Linked DNA regions of Homo sapiens: region 2 is linked to region 1. A link is an interaction called in ENCODE POLR2A ChIA-PET data of the cell type or tissue named here. Cell type or tissue: A673. All regions are shown on one strand.

Region 1 (8,000 bases):
AATGCAACAGGAATTTTAGTTCCACAAAGTGGTGGTGGAGAAACAATGTAATTCAAAGATTTAAACTGGGGTCTTTTGTTTGTTTGTTTTTTGTAAGCCTTCTGTAGCTCATTGTAGAATATTTTTCTATCAGGAATAATTTGAAACTTTGCAAGTGTGATGGATATTGTGGTGGACCTCCCAGAGTTCCCTTCAGGACCAAGACACTCATTTCTATAAAGAGCTAGTGGGAATGATAACTCTTGCTAGCTCACAGATAGGTCTCTTTCTCGAAATTGCCCTCTGCTGAAGGGAACTGACTTGCCAAATATTACATCCCCCTCTACGTCAGTTTGCATTCAATGACGGGTCGAGACTAGGTTGAAAGGCTCCTTTTCTCACTTCAGGATTTTTCTGTTGGGTCATTCCAACACCAAGCTCCCTATAGGGTGAGCTGGAGCCTCTGTTGCAAGTGTATCATGGTGCAACTGCTTTCTCTCCCCAGCTTTTTTTTCTCTCACTCCTTCATGGATGTTGTTTTTAAGAGCACTTGTCAATCAACTTCCATAATGCAAATCTCAAAGTAGAATCTGTTTCCCAGGAACCCAGCCTGCAACCAGGAGGTAAGGTTGAGAGAGGTGGCCATGATTGAAGAAAAGTGAGCAGGGGTTGACCACAAATAGGATTTCAGGGATGAGAAAGGAGAATATTGAGGATGTAGCAGAGCTTCCAAAGCTGGAGACCTTGGGGGATGAGAGGAACCCTACTTTTGTTTGCCTTTTGAGGCTTATAGCTCAAGCAGGTTGCAGGGAAAAAACAGCCCCATATCACCTTTCCCAGGGGAGAAATATCAGGGAACACCTGACATTTAAGAGGTAGACTGTGCCTATAATATAAAATAGGGAAGAGAATGAGGTCACGGTTGATAATAAGGGAAGAAGCAGAATACACATAACGAATCTTATATATCAAATCTTTTGATAATATTTCTGAACAGTGGAGAAATTTGGAAAGATAGAATGTATGATTAGGGTGGGATCACTTAAAAATATATACAGCATCTACCAGGACATATACATGACAAGAAAAGATATGACATGCTCCGAAGTCACCAGAACCAGCTCTGATGGTTAATACTGAGTGTCCACTTGATTGGAATGAAGGATACAAAGTATTGATCCTGGGTGTGTCTGTGAGGGTGTTGCTCATGGGGATTAACATTTAAGTCAGTGGGATGGGAAAGGCAGACCCACACTTAACCTGGGTGGACACCATCGAATCAGCTGCCAGCACAGCAAGAATATAAGCAGACAGAAAAATGTGAAAGGAGAAACTGGTCTAGCCTCCCAGTCTAGATCTTTCTGCCATGCTGGATGCTTCCTGCCCCCGAACATTGGACTCCAAGTTCTTCAGTTTTGGAGCTCGGACTGGCTGTCCTTGCTCCTAAGCTTGCAGATGGCCTATTGTGGAACCTTATGATTATGTGAATTAGTACTTAATAAACTCCCCCTTGTATACATATATATATATATATATTCCGTTAGTTCTGTCCCTCTAGAGGACCCTGACTAATACACCAGCAATAAAACTAACAGGTTGACTGCATGCATTTTTGTATGTATTCTGGCAGTGATCACCAGCTAGTGCAGGCAATGGCAGCTCTCATGAACCAGGAGCCAGCCTTCTTTAAGACCAAAGGGACATTTTTCATGTCTTTTGTATACATTAAAGAAGTGGCAATTTGTATTAGGACCCTTCTCCCCAAGGAATTCCTGGAAATTCCACATTTGTTACTTTTTCCCTCTAAATATGATAGGTCTTGATTTTATTTCTTCTATCTGCCTGAGCTCAGCATAATGTAGCTATTTTATTTTCATTTCTCTTTCTCCCTGTAATATTAAAAAGATCATAATTACAAGATGTCAACAAAAAACTCAGCAGCAGGAAAAATCTCAGGAGTATAGAACAACAATCTATTGAAATGCCTTCTCCCAAAACAAGTAGCCAACAAAAATAGTGGCTATCATTTATTTAATAGTTGGAAAGTAATTTTCTTTATAACAAAGTGTTGGACTTTCATTTGTAAAGGGATAGGGAGTACATATGTTTATCCAGGCTAGGTCTCACAGATGAACCAACTAGGGTGACCCCTGGTGGGTAAGTTGAAGACCTCTGAAGAGGTTGCTTGTCTGCCAAGTCAGAAATCAAGCAACCTCCATAAGTTAGAATAATAAGACCCAGACTTCTCTCCTTCTGATGTGTCTGATGGGGGCCCACAGTAGGATGAACTTGCTTTTGTCACTAAGTGGCTCCCTGGAATACTCTGGTAAGTAACTTTTTCACTGAGGCAGTCAGGAACAGCAAGATTTTAATGAGCAACTTGGCCAAGGCTTCTCAAACTGTAATGTACATATGAATCACCTGAGGGGCTTGTTAAAATGTAGGCTCTGATGAGGTCAGCCTAAGCCTGAGAGTCTGTAGTTCTAACAAGTTCCCGGGTAATACCAATGCTACTGGTCCACAAGAGATACTTTGCTAGGCCACAAGCAAAATAAGTGAGTAAGCAATAAAGGGCTGCTTGTTCTGTGACAGACATCTTAGAAATAATTGGCTCACTTTATCACATTTCAGTAGATTGGTTTATTAGATTACTCAGCTGTAATCTAAGGGCGATATGTAATTATAATCTAAGTATGTAACGTGTAATCTCAGGAAAATGTGTAATGTAAGGACAATGGTGGAGAGTGGGTAATTTGAAATTCCTTTCTGTGTCTTCCTGATTCACAGGAGATTTTCTGTAAGATGGGCACCCTGTGCAGGCCAGGCTGGGCACAGCAGGAGGCATGATCAATGAATGCATTCAGGTTTCTACACCCCTCTTTAGGGAAGAGGCAGAAAGACAAATGCAGCTTATTTTCTCCAGCTCAGTATCTCTTTGTGTAACATGCAGGAGGGAGAATGTGAAGGATAGAAAATATTAAGTGGGGCAGAATATGCTAAAGTAGGTCAAGGGAGAAAATGAAATAGAGTATTTTTTCTATTCTCAGAAAATGCTGTTAAAATTAGAACTGCCACAGATCACAAGATCAGTGTTGTAAACATTTTTTTTCCAGGCAAAAAAACTCTCAGCTACCAAAACTTCGATTATTAGGTAAGGATTTGAACAAAGATGTGTGTCATGTACTGTGCAAGATGTGTGTGGTGTTGGTTTGGGAGCAGAGGGTGCCTATGTCTTTGGCCAGGCCATGTCCTTGGTAAAATGTACATGTAGTCAAACTGTGTCCAGCAGCTGCACTTTCTCTAACTCCTCTCTTTCTTCACACTCTTTCACACATGTCTGTTTCTCTTTGTTTAAATTAATTCACACTAAGATGTTAATGACATTACATATTACCTTTCATAAGAGTGTTTATATTTATCTTACTTTCTAAAATTAGAAAGCAATTTACGTTTGCTGTGGTATTGTTAGTATTCTGAGGTAATACTTATTCCAAAGTACTAGATTAGATTAGATTTTATGGCATGTTGATTCTGCTGGTCTGAAAATCCTTTCTTCCTAGCACTATAAAATCATTACTTGTGCCCTTCCACATGAAGGGCTTTCTTGCCTACACACACACACACACACGTGCGCGCACACACACACACACACAAAGCCCCACCTTGTTTCTTAATGGATCATAAAAAAAGATTCTATAAAATTCTGGGCTGGCCCTTCCTTCCTTCCTTCCTTCCTTCCTTCCTTCCTTCCTTCCGTCCTTCCTTCCTCTCTCTCTTTCTCTCTTTTCCTTCCTTCCTCTCTCTCTCTTTCTCTCTCTCTCTCTCCTTTTCTTTCTCTGACAGCATCTTGCTCTGTCATCCAGAATGAAGTGCAGTGGCATCGTGATCATAGCTTACTGCAGCCTCCAACTTCTGGCCTCATATGATCTTCCCACCTCAGCCTCCCAACGTGCTAGGATTATAAGCATCAGCCACCACACCCAGCTCTGGAATCCATATTTTAAAAGGCAGTTTTATTATATCAGGTCTGACTCTGCCCATTTGCTTTCCTCTTATTGTCCTGTGGGTTCCTCCCACGCCTTTCAGGAAGCCTGACAGCCGGACAGGTGGGACATGTCTCATTAGACTCAGAGTTTGCATTTCAATGAGGAGAGGATATAGTAAAGTTCAGTATACAATACACCAACAACAATAATTCCTGCAAATGAGATGGTCAGGGAGCAGTATATCCACCATCAGGTTCTCTGTCTAATCTGTTTTTATGTTTAGTCTTTGTCTCATTTCCTTATAAATGAATACAGGTGATATCACCATGATTTTTTCATACTGAATCTGGAGACTGAAATCTCGAGTGGGTCTGACTGAACTTTAAATCTTCCTGATGAAGCTTGGGGAGGGATAGCAGGACTGGAAGATCAACTGGGGCTGAGGAACCCTGTTAGGCTTAGAAATTGAGAATATGTTGTTTGTGGGACCAGGTTCCAGGTTCCTAGATGAGTAAGCAAAAATTAAATCATCAGCAGTAACAACACAAGAGATTTACTGTGGAATCAGGTACGTTCTGATGGGCCCTCTATTGCTCAGAAGATAGATACACCCCAGTAATTGGATAGCTCAGCTGGAAACATCTTAAGAGAAAAGTGCTCCTTGTCTCATGCAGTTCTGAGTAGCAGAAGGATGGTCCCAGTAGGAAAATGCATCTCTTGACTACACTTTGCACAGGTGTGAACATTACCCACTGGTGAGTAATGTCAGGTGAAAATGGCTCTGTTGTCACTGAGCGTCCCAGATGGAAGTCTTGAGCCCCTTTCACACTCTGGCTTTTGAAAAATATTTTTCTCTGAAAGACATTTTATTTTTTAATAAATGAAGAGCTATGAGTCATCCTGCTTTAGAACTGGAAGAGAAAATTTACTTCTGCTATAATTAAACAATAATTATTATTCTTTCCTCTGAGGGAGAACTCTGGGAGATAAACAACTCCCAGATAAATAAGGCTTAGAGAACATGGGCCAAGGCTTCTGTTGATTCACAATATATTTATCTCTCTCTTCCTCCCAAATAAAAAATAATGATAGTAATTATTTTTAAAAATGTTTCCCTTTTTTAATCATTTAAAATTGCTGTTTTCCAGTCTACTCAAGCAGTAATTGCTTTTGTGGCCCTGGTGTAACTTGTGGAGAGGATAGGGATAGAATGAGCAGTTGAGAAAATCTACTCCCTAGGCAGCAACTCCAAGGCACCAATTAGTATGAGCTGACCTTTAACTTGGTGAATAGTAGGAGGCAAGAGGACTTGACCAGGGTATGAAAACCTGGGTTTTGCCACTTCTTACCTGTGCATAGATTTGGTGGCAAGTCATTTAATTTCTTGGAGGATTGTTACTCTTTTAACAAATGGTTATAATTCTTAATTTATCTACCTCACTCTGTTTATCTTAAATGACTATATATATATATACATAAAAATTACTGTAAAGTATACAAATTAGGGTGGTCATGGAACTTTGAGATTAAAAGCATTCTACAGGCCAGGCGCCGTGGCTCATGCCTGTAATCCCAGCACTTTGGGAGGCTGAGGCGGGCGGATCACAAGGTCAGGAGATGGAGATCAACCTGGCTAACATGGTGAAACCCTGTCTCTAATAAAAATACAAAAAATTAGCCGGGCGTAGTGGCGGGCGCTTGTAGTCCCGGCTACTCCGGAGGCTGAGGCAGGAGAATGGCGTGAACTCGGGAGGCGGAGCTTGTGGTGAGCTGAGATAGTAGCGCCACTGCACTCCAGCCTGGGGGACAGAGTGAGACTCCATCTCAAAAAAAAAAAAAAGCATTTTACAAAGAGAATGCTGGCCCTAAGTATTTTCGCATTTTCCAGTTTCCTTAAGTTGGAAGCAAAGCAAACCAGCCCTGGAATTCCTTCCTGAAGAAATTTGGAAGTGACATTTGTGGGGATACATAGATAAGGAGTCATCTAAAATTAAAAAGGATTCTTGAAGTTTTCATGGCACATACAGTGCTGTCAGCTCTTTCTCAAGGGTGGGGACTGAAAGGAGCTACATCACATTTGGGTAAAAAATGGAGTAAACTGCCAAGGCCTTCATTAGAGCATAAGGTAGTATATTGTAGTTATTAAGCAGGTGCCTGGAGGGGTCAGTCAATCCACGGCTTACTCATTACCTGGGGATAATATTAAAATATCTACCTAATATCCTATGAATAAAATGAGATCGTCCAAGTAAAGTACATAGGAAATTGCCAGGCACATAAAATATACTTAATAAATGGTTTATAGGGATGGCTCTATTAATTTTACAGAGAGTACATTTCTGACTTCATAGTATAATTTGAGGAGCATTGAAAAACCTGTTGATCCAAGTATTTCCCTTTTCAATATTTCTCAGTGCTTTCCCCTACTCTTTTCATATTCGAAATCTTCTCATTCCATGAGAACTAGCTATGATTTAACTTCCTAAGGTCAGGTACTGTGCTTCTTTTGCTTACCACTGTGCACCCAAGCCCTTCAAGGTGCACTTGACAAATATTCCTGCTGAGTAGATGTATGTTAGTAACTTCATGGAAGCTGTAATCCATGTGTTCCAATCTCTGAGTGATGCCAGAGTTAAAGAAGGGTCTAATTCCAAAATAATGGCAAAATAATAATATATTTATTTGCATTTCTTCAACAAATGGAAAAGGATACTGCTATGGACTGAATGTTTATGTCCCCCCAAAATGTATATGTTAAAGCCCTAAGTGATGGTTTGGGGAGATGGGTCCTGTGGGAGGTAATTAGGTCACGAGGGTGAACCCTCCTGAAGGGATTAGTGTCCCTATAAGAAAAGGAAGAGAGCAAACCCCCTCTCCCTGCTCTCTGCCATTTGAGAAACAAAAAGATGGTCATCTGTTTGCAGCAGGCCTTCACCAGACATTGCATCTGCCAGCACATTGATTTTGGAATTTCCAGCCTCCAGAAGTCTGAGAAATTAACGTTTGTTTTGTAAGCTACTCAGTCTACGGTATTCTATAGTAGTAACCTGAACTGGTTAAGATGGATACAAAGTTTACAAAATACTTCTTAAAACGTTACTTTTTTTTTTTTTTTTCCTCAATTAGCTTCTCTCACAAAAGACAGCAACTCTTATATCTTTTGCGGATTTTTCAAATCAGGCTTTCTTCATTCCTAATCCAATGTATCTTTATCTATGTCTCTTTCTTTCCCATTCTGTACCATAAACCCTGGAAGAGCTTGCCTGGTAAGACAGAACCCTCATTATAGGTCATGAGAGGTTAAAAAAAAAAAAAAGAAAGAAAAAGAAAAATCTCAGTGCAAAGCCAAATCTTCCTTAATCTTCCTTTAGTTGACAGTGAGGGAAAGCTGGAGACATTTATATGACAATGTATTGTTGTTGATTTTGTTAACTGAACAGTTTTTTAATTAAAAATTAATTTTTAATTGAAAAAAACACTTAACTCTTTTCTTATACCCAGAAGCAATTGACATATGTGAAAAGTCCTTGAAAATTAATCATTCACTGCTTTTTGACAGATCTATTTTTGTCTTTACATGTTACTTAGATTTTTTATTTTACTTAACATTTGTCCATTATGTCTTTTCTGCCCAATTAATAGATTTTTAAGAAAATTTATGTATAATACCTAGCATGATATTTTATACATAACAAGTGTTTAGAAATATTTGTGGAGATACTTTGAAAGACCTAGTTATAAAACAAATTTTATCTAAGAGGGATTTTATTCTGAGCCATTACTAGCCATTATACTGATAAATTATTTTATTATATAAATGCAAGGTGTTTAAGAAGGGATGCTTGAGGCTGAGGACATGGGGTAATAAAAACAAAACAGGGTGAGGCAAGTTAGGGAGTGTGGCTGGGAGTTGAGAGATCACTGGGTTAGAACTTGCCAGAAAGAAGGAAGATAATGCCAGTAAAGAAAAGAGAGAGGCCCATTAGAGTAATATAAAGTCTTTTAGATTGTATTACTGTTCCATACAATTTTCTC
Region 2 (8,000 bases), 320 kb after region 1:
AATGGGGTTGCTTTAGTTTTTTTTCCTCAAATTAATCTTTTAATTTAATTAAAAATTTAATAAATATTCAAGCAACATTTTTTTTTGTAGCGCAAGACACAGAATCCACATATTAGGGTAAAAAGAAAATCAAGAGCAACTAAGACAACCTTTAAAAACTGAGAAAGGAGAGGAAGTATGTCCTATAAGGAGACACGAATTATTGTATATTACAGTAATGATATCTATGTGCATTGGTACAAAGTAATACAATTTGGCTCTCAGCTTGAATGTTCTTGGTGTATAGATATGCTACTGACTTTTGTACATTGATTTTGTGTCCTGAAACTTTACTGGTCATTTATCAGTTCCAGGAGCTTTTTGTGGAGTTGTTAGGGTTTTCTAAGTATAGAATCCCATCATCCCCAGAGAGCTAGTTTGACTTCTTTTCCTATTTGGATAACTGTTCTTTCTTTTGCCTGATTCCTCTGGCTAGCACTTTCAGTACTGTGTTGAATAGGAGTGGTGTCTTTTTCCAGGTCTTAAGAGAAACGCTTCTAGTTTTTGCCCATTCAGTATTATGTTGGCTATGGGTTTGTCATAGATGGCTTTTGTTGTTTTGAGGTATGTTCCTTCAATGCCTACTTTCTTGAGTTTGTGTGTGTGTGTTTGTGTGTGTGTGTGTTTTAATCATGAACAGTTGTTGGATTTTACCAAAAGCTTTTTTCACATCTATTGAGATGATGATATTGTTTTGTTTTAAATTCTGTTTATGGGCTGAATCACATTTATTGATTTGTGTTTGATGAACCAGCTTTGCATCCCATGAATGAAGCATCCTTGATGGTGGTGACTTAACTCTTTGATGTGCTATTGATTTCAATTTTCTAGTATTTTACTGAGGATTTTTGGGTCTATGTACATCAGGGATATTGGCCTAGAGTTTTCTTTTTTCTGTTGTGTCTTTGCCACATTTTGGTATCAGAGTGGATTTTGGTTTATATAATGAATTAGCAAGGAGTCCCTCCTCCTTGATTTTTTGGAATAGTTTCAGTAGGATTGGTAACAGCTCTTCTTGTATGTTTGGTAGAATTTGGCTGTGAATCTATCTGGCCTAGGGCATTTCTTTCTTTCTTTCTTTTTTGATGGGTAGACTTTTTATTATTGATTCAAATTTAGAACTCTATATTGGCCTCTTTGGGATTTCAATTTCTTTCTGATTCAAAAGTGGAAGATTATTTGCTTCCAGGAATTTATTCATTTCCTCTAGATTTTCTAGTTTGTGTGCACAGAGCTGTTTATAATTTTCTCTCAGGGTATTTTATATTTCTCTGGGATCAGCTATAATGCCACCTGTGTCATTTTTTATTCCACTTATATGTATCTTCCCTTTTGTTCTTTGTGAATCTAATTAGTGGTCAGTTAATCTTGTTCATTTTTTCAAAAAACCAACATTTAGGCTGTTGATTTTTTTGTATGGAATATTGGGTCTCAATCTTGCCTATTTATGCTCTAATTTTATTTATTTTCTTCTGCTAGCTTTGGGCTTAGTTTGTTCTTGTTTTTCTAGTTTCTCTAGGTGTGATGTTAGATCATTAATTAGAGATCTTTCTAACTTTTGTGGTAGGTGTTGAATGCTATGAGCCTTCCTCTTAACACTGCTTTTGCTGCATCCCAGAGATTTTGGTATGTTCTGTCTCTGTCTTCATTCATTTCAGTTTTTTTTTCCTTTTGCCTTAATTTCACTGTTTACCTAAAAGTCCTTCAGGAGCAAGTCATTTAATTTCCATGTAATTGTGTGGTTTTGAGGGATCTTCTTGGTATTTATTTCTGTTTTTATTCCACTGTGGTCTGAAAGTGTGATTGCTATGGTTCTGATATTTTGGAATTTATTGAGGCTTGCCCTATGACCAAGCATGTGGTCAATCTTGGAGTATGTTCTGTGTGCAGATGAGAAAAATGTATATTCTGTGGTTGATGGATGGAGAATTCTGTAGATGTCCATTAAGTCCTATTGGTCAAGTGTCAAATTTAAGTTTAAAATATTTTTATTAGTTTTCTGCCGTGATGATCTGTCTAATGCTGACAGTGGAATGAAGCCCTCCACTATTATTGTGTGGCTAAGTATTTTCATAACTCTGGAAGGTCCAGTTTTGTGAATCTGGGTACTCTTATTTTGGGTGCATATATCTTTATGGTATTTAAGTCTTACTGTTGAATTGATTCCTTTATCAGCATGTAATGCCCTTCTTTGTCTCTTTTTACTGTTGTTGGTTTAAAGTCTATTTAATCTGAAATAAAAATAGTGATGCCTTCTTTTTTTGTTTGTTTGTTTTGTTTTCTGTTTATGTTGTAAATCCTTCTCCATCCCTTTATCTTGAACCTATAGGTGTCATGTGTGAGATGGGTCTCTTGAAGACTATAGACAGATGGGTCTTGTTTTTTTCATTCAACTTGCCACTCTGTACCTTTTAAGGGGGGCACTTAGACTATTTACATTCAAAGTTGATATATGAGGCTTTGATTCAATTGTGAAGTTGTTGGCTGGTTGCTTTGTAGTTTCTGTTATATGGTTCCCTTATAGGGTCTTTGGGCCATGCACTTAAGTGTGCTTTTGTGGTAACAGGTATTGTTCTTTAGTTTATATATTTAAAACTCTCTTAAGGATCTCTTTAATGCTAGTCTAGTGGTAATGAATTTTCCCTTAGTGCTTGATTGTCTGGAAAATATTTTATTTCTCATTCACTTATGAAGCTTAGTTTGGCAGGATATGAAATTATTGATTAGAATTCCTTTTCTTTAAGAATGTTGAAAATAATCCCTCAATTTCTCCTGGCTATTAAGATTTCTGCTGTGAAGTCCACTGTCAACCTAATGAGGCTTTGTACATGATCTGACCTTTTTCTCTAGCTGCCTTTAAGATTTTCTCTTTAGTGTTGACCTTGAAGAGTCTGGTGACAATATGCCTTGGTTCTCTTTGTTTTGAGTAGTATCTCACAGGTGTTCTCTGAATTTCTTGTATCTATACGTCCACCTCTCTAGCATGTTCAGGGAAATTTTCTTGAATTATTCTCTCAAATATGTTTTCCAGGTTGTTTACTTTTTCTCCCTCTTTCTCAGGAATGCCAATAATTGATAGGTTTGGTTACTTTACATAATCCCATATTTCTTGACTTATAAACAAAGTATTTCAATTGTATTTTGAAATTCCTTAAGTGAGTTTTTCAACTCTGGAAGCTCTGATTGATTTCTTTATAAGATTTTATCTCTTCCTGCATTTTCTGCGTTGCTTTAGCATTTTCCTTGTGTTGATTTTCAACCTTGTTTTTGAGCTTGTTGAGCTTCCTTGAAATCCGTGCTTTGAATTCTTTATCTGTCATTCCTGAGTTTCCATTTTGGTTAGGAACTGTTGCTGGAGAGCTAGTGCAATCCTTTGGTGATGGTATCTCATTCATATTTTTCATGGTGCCGGAATTCTCGTGCCGAATCTTTGTCATCTGGATACACTTGCACTTTTAATTTTTGTAATCATTTTTCTCCAGGTAGAATTTTTTTCTTTCTTTCCCATTATTTTCTTTTCCCTTTGCCCCCCTTTTTAGGGGGTGTAATTGTAGAGCATACTGGGTAGGATCTTTTGGGTTAGCTTCCATAAACCCATGCATTTCTTTTGGCAGGTTTTATATAGGGTTATGCAGTTCAACCTACAAGCCAGTAGATGGCACTTATGGGTAAGAGCCGGCTGGCTGCGCCAAAGTGGCTGGGTACATATTTGATCCATGTTTATTGGGAGAAGCTCTTTGTTGCCTGAGGCAATGAGCTGTGTGTCCCCCCTGCCCCCCCGGAGTCTCGCTCTGTCGCGCAAGCTGGAGTGCAGCAGCACCATCTCTCGGCTCCCTGCAACCTCCGCCTCCCTGGTTCAAGCGATTCTCCTGCCTCAGCCTCCCGAGTAGCTGGGATTAGAGGCATGCGCCACCACGCCTAGCTAATTTTTGTATTTTCAGTAGAGACGGGGTTTCACCATATTGGGCAGGCTGGTCTCAAACTCCTGACCTCGTGATCTGCCCGCCTCGGCCTCCCAAAGTGCTGGGATTACAGGCGTGAGCCATCGCGCCCGGCCAATGAGCTGATCTTAGAGTGCACGGTGATTTGAGCTCCCTGCTCAGCCCCGGGAGGAGATGGAGACCAAGATGGATGGAGCCAGACCTGGCAGTTCTGCCTACAGGTCCACCAATGGCAGGAAAAAGCACCAGCGCCAAGAGAAAATCCAGTGGGTAGGCACCAAGCACCCTGAGTGTGCCTAGGTGTGGAGCCAGGAAACCCTCTCAACCACAAGTTTTCTGCACAGGGATGGGAGATGGCCTAAACTCCTAATCCAGGTGAGAAGGTGCTCCAGATGCCTGGAGATCTGCCTGCGCATGCAGAAGAGAGGCCCCCACTGCACTGTGATCTACGTCCATGAAGGGTGGGGCAGCTCAGGCTGTTGGTCCAGGCAAGCAGGTGCTCTAAACACCTGCACTTCCACCCGGAGGTGGAGCAGAGAGGGTCCTGCTGCACTACAACCTCAGGGGAGCAGGCTGGGGCAAACAGCAATGGCACACTCAGATGGATTATAGGTTGCCAAGGTGGCCCTGGTTGCAAGTCTCACTGTCCAAGAGAAACTGTAGCTGCAGCAGATCTCCTCCTGGGTAGCGCGCAATTACAGCAACTACTGTTGAAGTGCTTTCCACAGTTCTGGCTGTGGAGGCCCTTATCTTCGCTCCAGAGCAGGTGTTCCAATCTTTTGCATGATACTAAAATGCCTGAATGGCCCTGCTGAAAGGTTGCCAAAGGATGGCTGACTTTGTATATGCCCAGATTAAAAATGATGTCCTGCTTTTGGTACTGGGTCTGCAAAAATGTCAGCAGCTTTTCCAGTGTCTTTCCATCAGAGCATTTCTAAGCCTCTCCTCAAGTTAGTTCCAGAGCTTGGGAGAAACAAAGTTCTCTCCCTTGGCCTGGGTTGCTCAGGTTCCCAGTGGAAAGGCGAATCACAGAGGGAGGCTCTCTGCTTCTCTCACGTACAGGAGCTTCACTGTTTTATCAGCAAGACGGCATCACAGGGGCTGTTTGCCAGCATTCTCCTCCCTGGGATCATGAGGTGTCCTTCTTGATTGCAGTACATTCCCATTTTCCTTCTTGAAGTAAAGCTCACAGAGTATAGCCACTTGTTATTTCCAAATGGCTGAGGCATGCTAAAAGTCTCTAATCTGCCAATTTGGAAAAAAAAGAAAAAGAAAAAGAAAAACCTAATTGCTTTTCTTTATCTATTAGCATTATTATGAATTTTTTTTATTTAGCCTGTTGTGATGGATTTATCTGGGATAAATGCCACTTGTTTTGGTTTCATTCTATACATTGTTGAATTTTATTTGCTAATATTTTGTTGAGCATTTTCTGTATCTATTGTTTATTAGAGATGCTGGTCTATAGTTCTCTGTTATTGTAATGTCTTTGTCTGGTTTTGATATTTGGGTGATACTGGCCTCATGGAATGAGTTAAAAAAGTATTTTGTCTCCTTCTATCTTCTGAAAGAGATGGCAGAGAATTAGTATAATTTCTTCCTTAAGTGTTTGGTAGAATTTACAAGGGAACCCATCTGGGCCTCGTGTTTTCTTTAGTAGATATAGACATATTCAGATAGTTTTTGACTCCTGTGTAAGTTTTAGCAGATTGTGACTTTTAAGGAATTGATCCATTTCATCTAGATTTTTAAATTTGTGAACATAGATTTGCTCACAGTGTTTCTCAATACTACGGTCTGAATATTTGTGTCTCCTCCAAATTCATATGTTAAGATCAAAATGTGCTAGGCAGTGGTATTAGGAGGTGAAGGCTTTGTGAAGTGATTAGGTTATGATGAGAGAACTCCCATTAATGGGATTATTGCTATCATAAAAAAAGATCTAAGGGAGCTCATTCACCCATTCCAGTATATCAGGAAGTTGGGCCACCCTTACTAGACATCAAATCTCCTGATGCCTCCATCTTGTACTTCCCAGCCTCCAAAACTTTGAGAAATAAATTTCTATTGTTTATAAGCCACCCAGTTTACGGTATTTTGTTACCGCAATCTGAATGAACTAAGACCCTTGATTATCCTTTTAATGTGCATGGGTTCTGTAGTGATTTCACTCTTTTATTTCTGCTATTAACAATTTGTGCCCTCTCCCTTTTTTTTTCTTAATTAGCCCAATTAGATGCTTATTAATTTTGTCTATCATTTTAAAAAACCAGCTTTTTATTTCATCGCTTTTCTCTGTTGATTTCCTGTTTTCAATTTCGCTGATTTCTGCTCTAATTTTTATTTTTTTTCTGCTTACTCTTTATTTAATTTGCTTTTTTCTCTTATTTTCTAAAATGAGACTGTAGATTATTAATCTTAGCTCTTTCTTCTTTTCTAATATGTATATTCAATTCTGTTCCTTTTAAGGAATAGCTATTTCTTTCAAATTTACTTCTGAGCATTGGTTTTGCTGCATTCCAGAAATCTTGATAAGCTATGTTTTCCTTTTTACTTAGTTCAAAAATATTTTTAAAGTTCTCTTGAGAGTTCTTTGACCCAAGTGTTATTTACACATATGTTGCTTAATTTCCATGAATTTGGGGAATTTTCCAGTTATTTTTCTGTTTTTAATTTCTAGTTTAATTCCATAGTGGTCTGCTAGTAGCCACGATGTTCTTTTAAGTTTATTAAGGTGTGCTTTATGACCCAGAATGTGGTCTATCTTTGTCAGTGTTCCATGTGAACTTGAGAAGAATTTGAATTCAGCTGTCATTATATGAAATAGTATACAGATCTCAATTTTATCCCAGTTGATTGATGGTGTTGTTAAATTCAACTGTGTCTCTACAGATTTTCTGCCTGATGCTTGTGTTCATTTCTAATAGAAGGATGTTGATGTCTCCAACTATAATAGTAGATTCATTCTATTTCTTCTTTCAGTTCCATCAGTTTTTGCTTCACATATTTTGACACCCACTTATTAAGTATATACATGTTAAAGATTGTTATGTTTTCTTGGAGAATTGATTCCTTTCTTATTATGTAATACCATTCTTTATTTCTGATAACTTCTCTTTTTTGCAGTCTGCTCTGTGTGAAATTAATATAGCTGCTCCCACATTGTTTTGATTACTGTTGACGTAGGATGTCTTTCTCCATTCATTTACATTTAATCTACATGTGTCTTTATATTTAATGTGTGTTTCTTCTAGACAATATATAGTTGAGTCTTTATTTTTTAGTTCATGCTGATAATTTCTGAGTTTTAATTGATGTATTCAGACCATTAATGTTCAAAGTGATTAGTTATATAAATATTTCATATATTTTATCTTTGTTGTCTTTGTTCTTTGTTCCTGTTTTTGTCTTCTGCTCTTTTTCTGCCTTATGTGTGTGGTTTTAATTGAGCATTTTATATGATTCTATTTTCTCTCCTTTTTTAGCATATCAGGTATACTTTTTTCCCCTCACTTTTGTTAGTGGTTTCCCTAGAGTTTGCCATATGCATTTACAGCTATCTGGAACTCCCTTTCAGAAAACACTATACCACTTTGCAGGTAGTGTGAATATAATAACTGAGTTAAATTATCAAAGTACATTATTAAAATTGATTTAACTTGTTCCTTTTTAATCTTTTCTGTGGCTTCTAGACAATTTAAAATTACATGTGTGACTCACATATTTATTCTGGATAATAATAGTCTCAAGTATGCTTCCACTTGGGGAGAAAAAAATGTATGTGTATATATATATATATATATATATATATATATATGCTAGATAATGGACATTTATTTTTATTTCTAATTTTTCTGAGTTTTATTTTTGGTTCAGGGAGTACAGGTGCAGTTTCTTTACATGAGTAAATTGTGTGTTGCTGAGGTTTGGTATGTGAATAATCCCATCACCCTGGTAGTGTGCATAGTAACCAATAGTTTTTCAACCCTTGCCCCCTCCCTCTTTCCCCTTTTAGTAGTA

What was found. ChIA-PET counts read pairs that join two places held together with the same protein. Peaks named below come from ENCODE experiments on the same cell type or tissue, not always from the same donor. Only the 100,000 strongest peaks of a DNase experiment are listed, where the experiment ranks them.
Region 2: POLR2A ChIA-PET joins it to region 1 with 33 read pairs; 2 of 35 experiments call an interaction of 5 or more read pairs at or near these places.

What each region holds. Positions count from the first base shown.
Region 1 is chr18:42,272,517-42,280,516 of GRCh38, forward strand. The region is part of intron 3 of LINC00907 (long intergenic non-protein coding RNA 907); the gene reads left to right. Among named protein-coding and RNA genes, the nearest start is that of LINC00907, 90 kb to the left of the region's middle. In A673, a CTCF peak has its summit at 2,128 (motif pointing left); DNase peaks (open chromatin) are centred at 2,145, 2,815, 3,625, 3,765 and 1 weaker place; H3K27ac peaks cover 6,253 bases.
Region 2 is chr18:42,592,696-42,600,695 of GRCh38, forward strand. All of the region lies in intron 7 of LINC00907 (long intergenic non-protein coding RNA 907), which reads left to right. Among named protein-coding and RNA genes, the nearest start is that of LINC00907, 410 kb to the left of the region's middle. In A673, a CTCF peak has its summit at 3,684 (motif pointing right); a DNase peak (open chromatin) is centred at 3,746.